Linked DNA regions of Homo sapiens: region 1 is linked to region 2. A link is a contact called in ENCODE Hi-C data. All regions are on one chromosome and are shown on one strand. Each heading gives the region's core, a stretch centred on a gene start or an enhancer-like site at or near the end of the contact. The rest is flanking DNA. Distances are from core to core; before and after follow the strand shown.

Region 1 (3,091 bases), core at 488-2,987, 280 kb after region 2:
GTCAACATAGTGAGACCCTGTCTCTACTAAAAATACAAACAATTAGCTGGGTGTAGTGGCACACGCCTGTGGTTCCAGCCACTTGGGAGGCTGAGGTGTAAATACTGCTTGAGCCCGAGGGGCAGAGTTTACAGTGAGCTGAGACTGCATCACTGCACTCTAGCCTGGGTGACAGAGCGGACTTTGTCTCAAAAAAAAAAAAAAAAAAAAGAAGAAGAGGAGGCAAAAGAAGAAGGAAGGGAAAGAGAAGGGAGAGAAAGAAGAAGTTAAGAAAGAGAAAAGGAGAAACAAGAGGAAGAGAGAAGATGAAAAGAAAGGAAAAAAGTGGTAGTAGAAGAAAAAGGGGAAGAATAAACTGCTACCACCGCACAAAGTGTTTATGGTGGTATTATAGAAGGAATGCAATTAAAGAAGAAGAACTAATATTTGGCAAGAATTGACTTTACCCAAAGAATTGCAGTGGGGAGGAAAATATAATGGTAAAATCAACATAGATATGTGATAAAGGAAGATGCATAATTCGCATTAGACAATAAACTTTTTTTTTTTTTTTTTAAAGACAGAGTTTCGCTCTTGTTGCCCAGGCTGGAGTGCAGTGGTGTGATCTCGGCTCACTGCAACCTCCGCCTCCTGTGTTCAAGCGATTCTCCTGCCTCAGCCTCCTAAGTAGCTGGGATTACAGGCGTGTGCTACCATGCCTGACTAGTTTTTGTATTTTTAGTAGAGATGGGGTTTCACCATGTTGGCCAGGCTGGTCTCGAACTCCTGACCTCAAGTGATCTGCCCACCTTGGCCTCCCAAAGTGTTGGGATTACAGGAGTGAGCCACCACACCCAGCCAGACAAAAAACTCATTCCCTGCTTCCCCAGGTCCACAGACTTTCAGGTTTAGAAGGGGTCAAATTAATCATTTTCTCACATCAGCCATATCAGATGCTTGAATCCAGGGTTTGGCAAACTTTTTCTGAAAAGGGTCACATAGTAAATATCTTAGGCTTTGAGTGGCACAGTCTCTGCTCCATTATGCCACTGTAACACAATATGCTAAAAAAAAATTGTATGATTGTGTGGTAATAAAACTTAATTTACAAAAACAGGTGGTGGGCCAGGTGTGGCCCGTGGACTGTAGTTTGCAGACTCCTACTTGTATATGCCCTGTAATATTCCAACAATGCTGATAACCTCTGTTAGCATTTGCTGCAATAGAGAAACTCACCACTTTTCAAGGAAAACTATTCCATCTTTGCATAACTTTGATTATAGAAAGCCATTCTTTACACATTGAGTCAAAATCTGTTTCTCATGTTATTGTAATATTAGGTATTTGCTGTTTGTCTCTTTGTGTTTAAGTCACTATAATCTAGTGGTTTTGTTTTTTGTTTTCTTCTATTTTTTAAAACATTTTTGAGGAAGTTTTTTTTTTTTTTTTAAAGACAACTTCTGCTTCCAGTCAAGATGGAGCAACAGGGACCTGATTTACCCTCCCACCTGAAATAACCAAAAAACTGGACAAAATATTAAGAAACAACAGCATTCAAGATATTGACACTAGGCAACTGAGGACAGTGATCCCTGAAAGATGGAAACAAATGAGGTGTAACTATAATTATCTCCAGCTAAATGTGTAGAGAATATTTTCAGGCCCCAGCACACTGGGAGCCCAAGTGGAGACCGGCAGTGTCTCTGGGTCGAGGACATTCAGTTGCAAGTCCAGGACAGCCAAGTACAGGATCAGAAAGCTGTGCAGAGAGACAGTTCTGGAGGTGTGCCAAGGGTCCACTTTAGTCTCCGGTTGAGTATTAATTAACGCGTATGTGTGAGGAAGTTACCCAAGGTCAGGGAAAGAACCACGTGAAAGGATTAAACAGAAGAGGAAACAGTTGTTGGAGCTCACAAAAGGCCAGAGAGTCCCTATTCCTACCAACCACAGTAGAAAGCCTCACAATTCACAGAAATGGGTTAGAACACTGAAGAATCTTGCCTCATTTGTGGCAGGAAATTATTCAAACAATCTACTTCTGTTAATGCACCTCTTTCTATATGTCCCTGTTCATAACATCATAGCCAAGCCTCAGCTCTAAAGCTTATTCACACATGCTGTCATTTAACCAGGTCCTATTTGTTTTTTATTTTAATGGTTAAGCTTTTCCATTGATGTCTTTCTTTATAGTGTTGATTATCATGTTCATTATTGTGCTGAGCAGCCCACTGTACCTGATTTTTTTTTTTGAGATGGAGTCTCCCTCTGTCGCCCAGGCTGGAGTGCAGTGGCGCGATCTCGGTTCACTGCAACCTCTGCCTCCCGGGTTCAAGTGATTCTCCTGTCTCAGCCTTCTGAATAACTGGGATTACAGGCACGCGCCACCACCCCTGGCTAATTATTTTTTTTTGTATTTTATTTTTAGTAGAGCTGGGGTTTCGCCATGTTGGCCAGGCTGCTCTCCAACTCCTGACCTCAGGTGATCCACTCGCCTCGGCCTCCCAAAGTGCTGGGTTTACAGGCATGAGCCACCGTGCCCAGCCTGTATCTGAAGTATTATTTGTAGGAATAATCTGAGGCCTAGATGAAAAACATCTTCCTCCAAAGAAGATCTGCATTTGTTTTTACCATGCTCCTTGGGGGCACAACCAACATAAGACCAACTGGTCCAAGATTTGAGATTCCCAAACCCACAAAGAAAATCTACACGAGGTCTCATTTACTTAGGGTTCACCCCAACCCTAAGGATGCAGCCCTGTGGGCCCCCAGCTTAAGATTGTGAAGGTCTGATTAGACTTTGCATCTTCTATAGACCTGGTGCTTTCATTTCTCACCTCCTTACCTCCTTTCTCACCTCATGACAAGTTCATCTCAATGAAGGTTCCCATTTGCTGGGACTCACAAATCCCCTCAGGGCAAAAGCAGATTCTGTGCCCTTATCACCTTTCTGGTTCTCCTGGTTTAGCTTCAGTTTTGCCTTTCAATTCCTCACCATGTTGTCAGCTTTACAAAGTTTCTTTTCTTTTCTTTTCTTTTCTTTTCTTTTCTTTTCTTTTCTTTTCTCCTTCCTTCCTTCCTTCCTTCCTTTTCTTTTTTTTTTTGGAATCTCGCT
Region 2 (3,034 bases), core at 493-2,992:
TATGTTTTAGGGAGAGTTTGAACTTGTTGGGTTAAAATAAAATTTCAAGGCAAACAGGTAAAGCAGACATCATCAAGGATTTGAATTCTCTTTTTAGCGTTTGTTCAGAGTAGCTTTCATTAGGATTTTAACTTTGAACTGGGACATTTTAGAGGGCAAAGGATACCAGTGTACTACTGGGAAATATTATCAATGTTTACATACCAGTGTTTACCTAGGATCAAAATCATGCATGAGTTTACTCTAGAATTAATAAGACTACCGGTCCGCTGCACTGGCTCAGGCCTGTAATCCCAGCACTTTGGAAGGCTGAGGCGGGTGGATCACAAGGTCAGGAGTTCAAGACCAACCTGGCCAAGATGGTAAAACCCCATCTCTACTAAAAATTTAAAACAGGCCAGGCGCAGTGGCTCACGCCTATAATCCCAGCACTTTGGGAGGCTGAGGCGGGTGGATCACAAGGTCAGGAGATCGAGACCATCCTGGCTAACACAGTGAAACCCCATCTCTACTAAAAATACAAAAAAATTAGCCGGGCATGGTGGCAGGCGCCTGTAGTCCCAGTTACTCTGGAGGCCGAGGCAGGAGAATGGCGTGAACCCGGGAGGTGGAGCTTGCAGTGAGCCGAGATCGTGCCACTGCACTCCAGCCCGGGTGACAAAGAGAGACTCCGTCTCAAAAAAATAAAAATAAAAAAATAAAAAAACAAAACAAGTAGCCAGGCATGGTGGCGGGTGCCTGTAATCTCAGCTACTCGGGAGGCTGAGGTAGAGAATTGCTTGAACCCGGGAGGCAGAGGTTGCAGTGAGCCGAGACTGCGCCACTGCACTCCAGCCTGGGTGACAGAGTGAGACTCCATCTCAAAATAAATAAATAAATAAATAAGACTACAAGTTAACTTTGGTTCACAGCTCTTGGAGTGTGACTGTGAGAGTGTGTGTGTGTGAGTGTGAGTGTGTGTGTTTGAGTGTGTGTGTGTGTTTGAGATGAGTATGCAATTTGGAATTCTTGGGAGAGCTTTATTTGCTGACCAACTGACAAATTGCAATTTGAAGCTATATACAGTGGGGTACAGTGTCTTCCAATCACTACCTGGAATTTAATTCAGTGGAGGGTTTTAAAATGTGTTGATCCAAGAGATAATTCTATCTCTGTGGTTAGATTTCTATTTTGATGTTCCTTATTCATACCATAAAATTTTGTCCTAATAATCACGTCTTAAGCATGACCTAACACACACAATGCACATAAGAGCAAAGGCTTTGGAGTCAGAGATCTAAGTTCAAGTCATGACTGTGCCACTTACTAGCTGTGTCTCCTCAGGCAAATCACCTTAGTTCCATTTCCACATCTCTAAGATGGTTCTAGTAACAGCACCAGGACTAAGTGACATTTGGCAATGTGTGGCACACAATTTGTTTAAAAAGTTTGGCAATTATTATTATTACTTTAAAGAATGCCACTTAAAAGCCATAGTTTGTGTTTTAGAGAGGAGTCTCTCACAAAAGTTCAGAATAACCTCATGGTTTACAGAAAAATTATTTGATTATTTGGTAAAGGAAGATGTTGCCCCAAACTTGGGGTGAAGGAGGGGGTGGGGTAGGAAATCAGAGAGAAAAACAGTTTCTGCAAAAGGTTTCCAAGATTTGGCCTTACCCTGAGCATTTATCTTACTGCCTTGGTCCAAGTTACCACCACCCAGTAGAATAAACATTGGAGAGGACACGCCCACTCTCGGGCAGGCCCCTGGCACCAGGATGTTTCTATTACCTCAGAGTTTGAAAGTGGAAAAGGAGTTCCACTCAAAATGGAGGCAGAACATGGAATTTACTTGGGAGGTCAAACAATAAGCCGAAGACTTTGAAACACGGGCTCTTTTTTTCTATCACAGGCAGGGACCTCTTGCTACTGAAAAGCATGGCCCTTGGGGCACATAAACATCTCTCCTTGACTCTCCTTTCTTTAGGTAAAATCCTGGGAGGTTGAAGATACAAGGGAATAATGACATTCCGGGCCATGCCTTCTGCCCACCCCTCGCTCATCTGAGAAAGCGTTCATTCATAATGGGTCTTAATTGTGTTGATGATTGTACAGATTTTGTTATGTCAAAGCACATCATTCAATGAATGCTTGTGTATGATAAACAGATGCAAAGCCAAGAGGCTCAATTTTCCCAGACGTTTCTATCAACACACACCTGAGAATGCGGCCTTTTGCTGTGGGTTCTCAGGGAGGCCTGCTGTGTACTACAAGACGGCTGAAGCCACCCTCCCGAAAGGGGTGGAGTGGGGAGATTTTCTGCAGGGGTTTGGCAGCACACAAATACCAGTTAGGAAACTATTATCTTGTTCCCTTTATTTATTTAGACGGAATCTCATTCTGTCGCCCAGGCTGGAGTGCAGTGGCGCCATCTCAGCTCACTGAAGCCTCCACCGCCCGGGTTCAAGTGATTCTCCTGCCTCAGCCTCCGGAGTAGTTAGGACTACAGGCATGCACCACCACGCCCAGCTAAGTTTTGTACTTTTTTTAGTAGAGATGAGGATTCACCATGTTGGCCAGCCTGGTCTCGAACTCCTGGCCTCAAATGATCCGCCTGCCTTGGCCTCCTAAAGTGCTGGTTTTATAGGTGTGAGCCACCGCACCTGGCCTTGTTCCCTTTAAATAAGCATTACTTACACTTTGTCTCTAAAGGTTGATGGGGTAATGCTGAAACCAACAAAAATGAAACTCACAAATTCAGCACACATATGCCTCCCGGGCCAACGTTTTTCCAATCCATGAACAAACAGTAGGAGGGACTTCTAGTTTCACTCCTTACCTTGGCTCCTTTGACCTAAGCCTTTGAGGGATCTGGCAAGGAACAGAAAGGCCGACTGGCAGACACCAGAAAGGAAAAGGAAGGAGAAGCCACAGTGGCTTCTATCATTTAACACTAGCTTGAATTCATACAGTGTTTTGCAATTTATAAAATTCTTTCAGGCTGGGCAAGGTGGCTAACGCCTATAATTCCAGCACTTTGGGAGGCTGAGGCGGC

What was found. A loop is a pair of places that touch in the nucleus more often than their neighbours do. Pooled maps may share reads with other maps.
Region 1: a map of upper lobe of right lung shows a loop between it and region 2 (4-fold over the local background). The contact joins two enhancer-like sites. A Hi-C loop is called at or near these places in 1 of 168 maps with a recorded cell type or tissue (upper lobe of right lung), 5 of 37 single-sample maps with no recorded cell type and 2 of 50 pooled maps.

Annotation. Positions count from the first base shown.
Region 1 is chr4:40,730,139-40,733,229 of GRCh38, forward strand. No RefSeq gene overlaps it. Among named protein-coding and RNA genes, the nearest start is that of NSUN7, 18 kb to the right of the region's middle. Within about 2 kb of position 1,738, at least 12 of the 41 ENCODE cell types and tissues checked have a DNase peak (open chromatin) inside an H3K27ac peak, as active enhancers do.
Region 2 is chr4:40,447,334-40,450,367 of GRCh38, forward strand. All of the region lies in intron 3 of RBM47 (RNA binding motif protein 47), which reads right to left. Among named protein-coding and RNA genes, the nearest start is that of RBM47-AS1, 23 kb to the left of the region's middle. Within about 2 kb of position 1,743, at least 8 of the 41 ENCODE cell types and tissues checked have a DNase peak (open chromatin) inside an H3K27ac peak, as active enhancers do.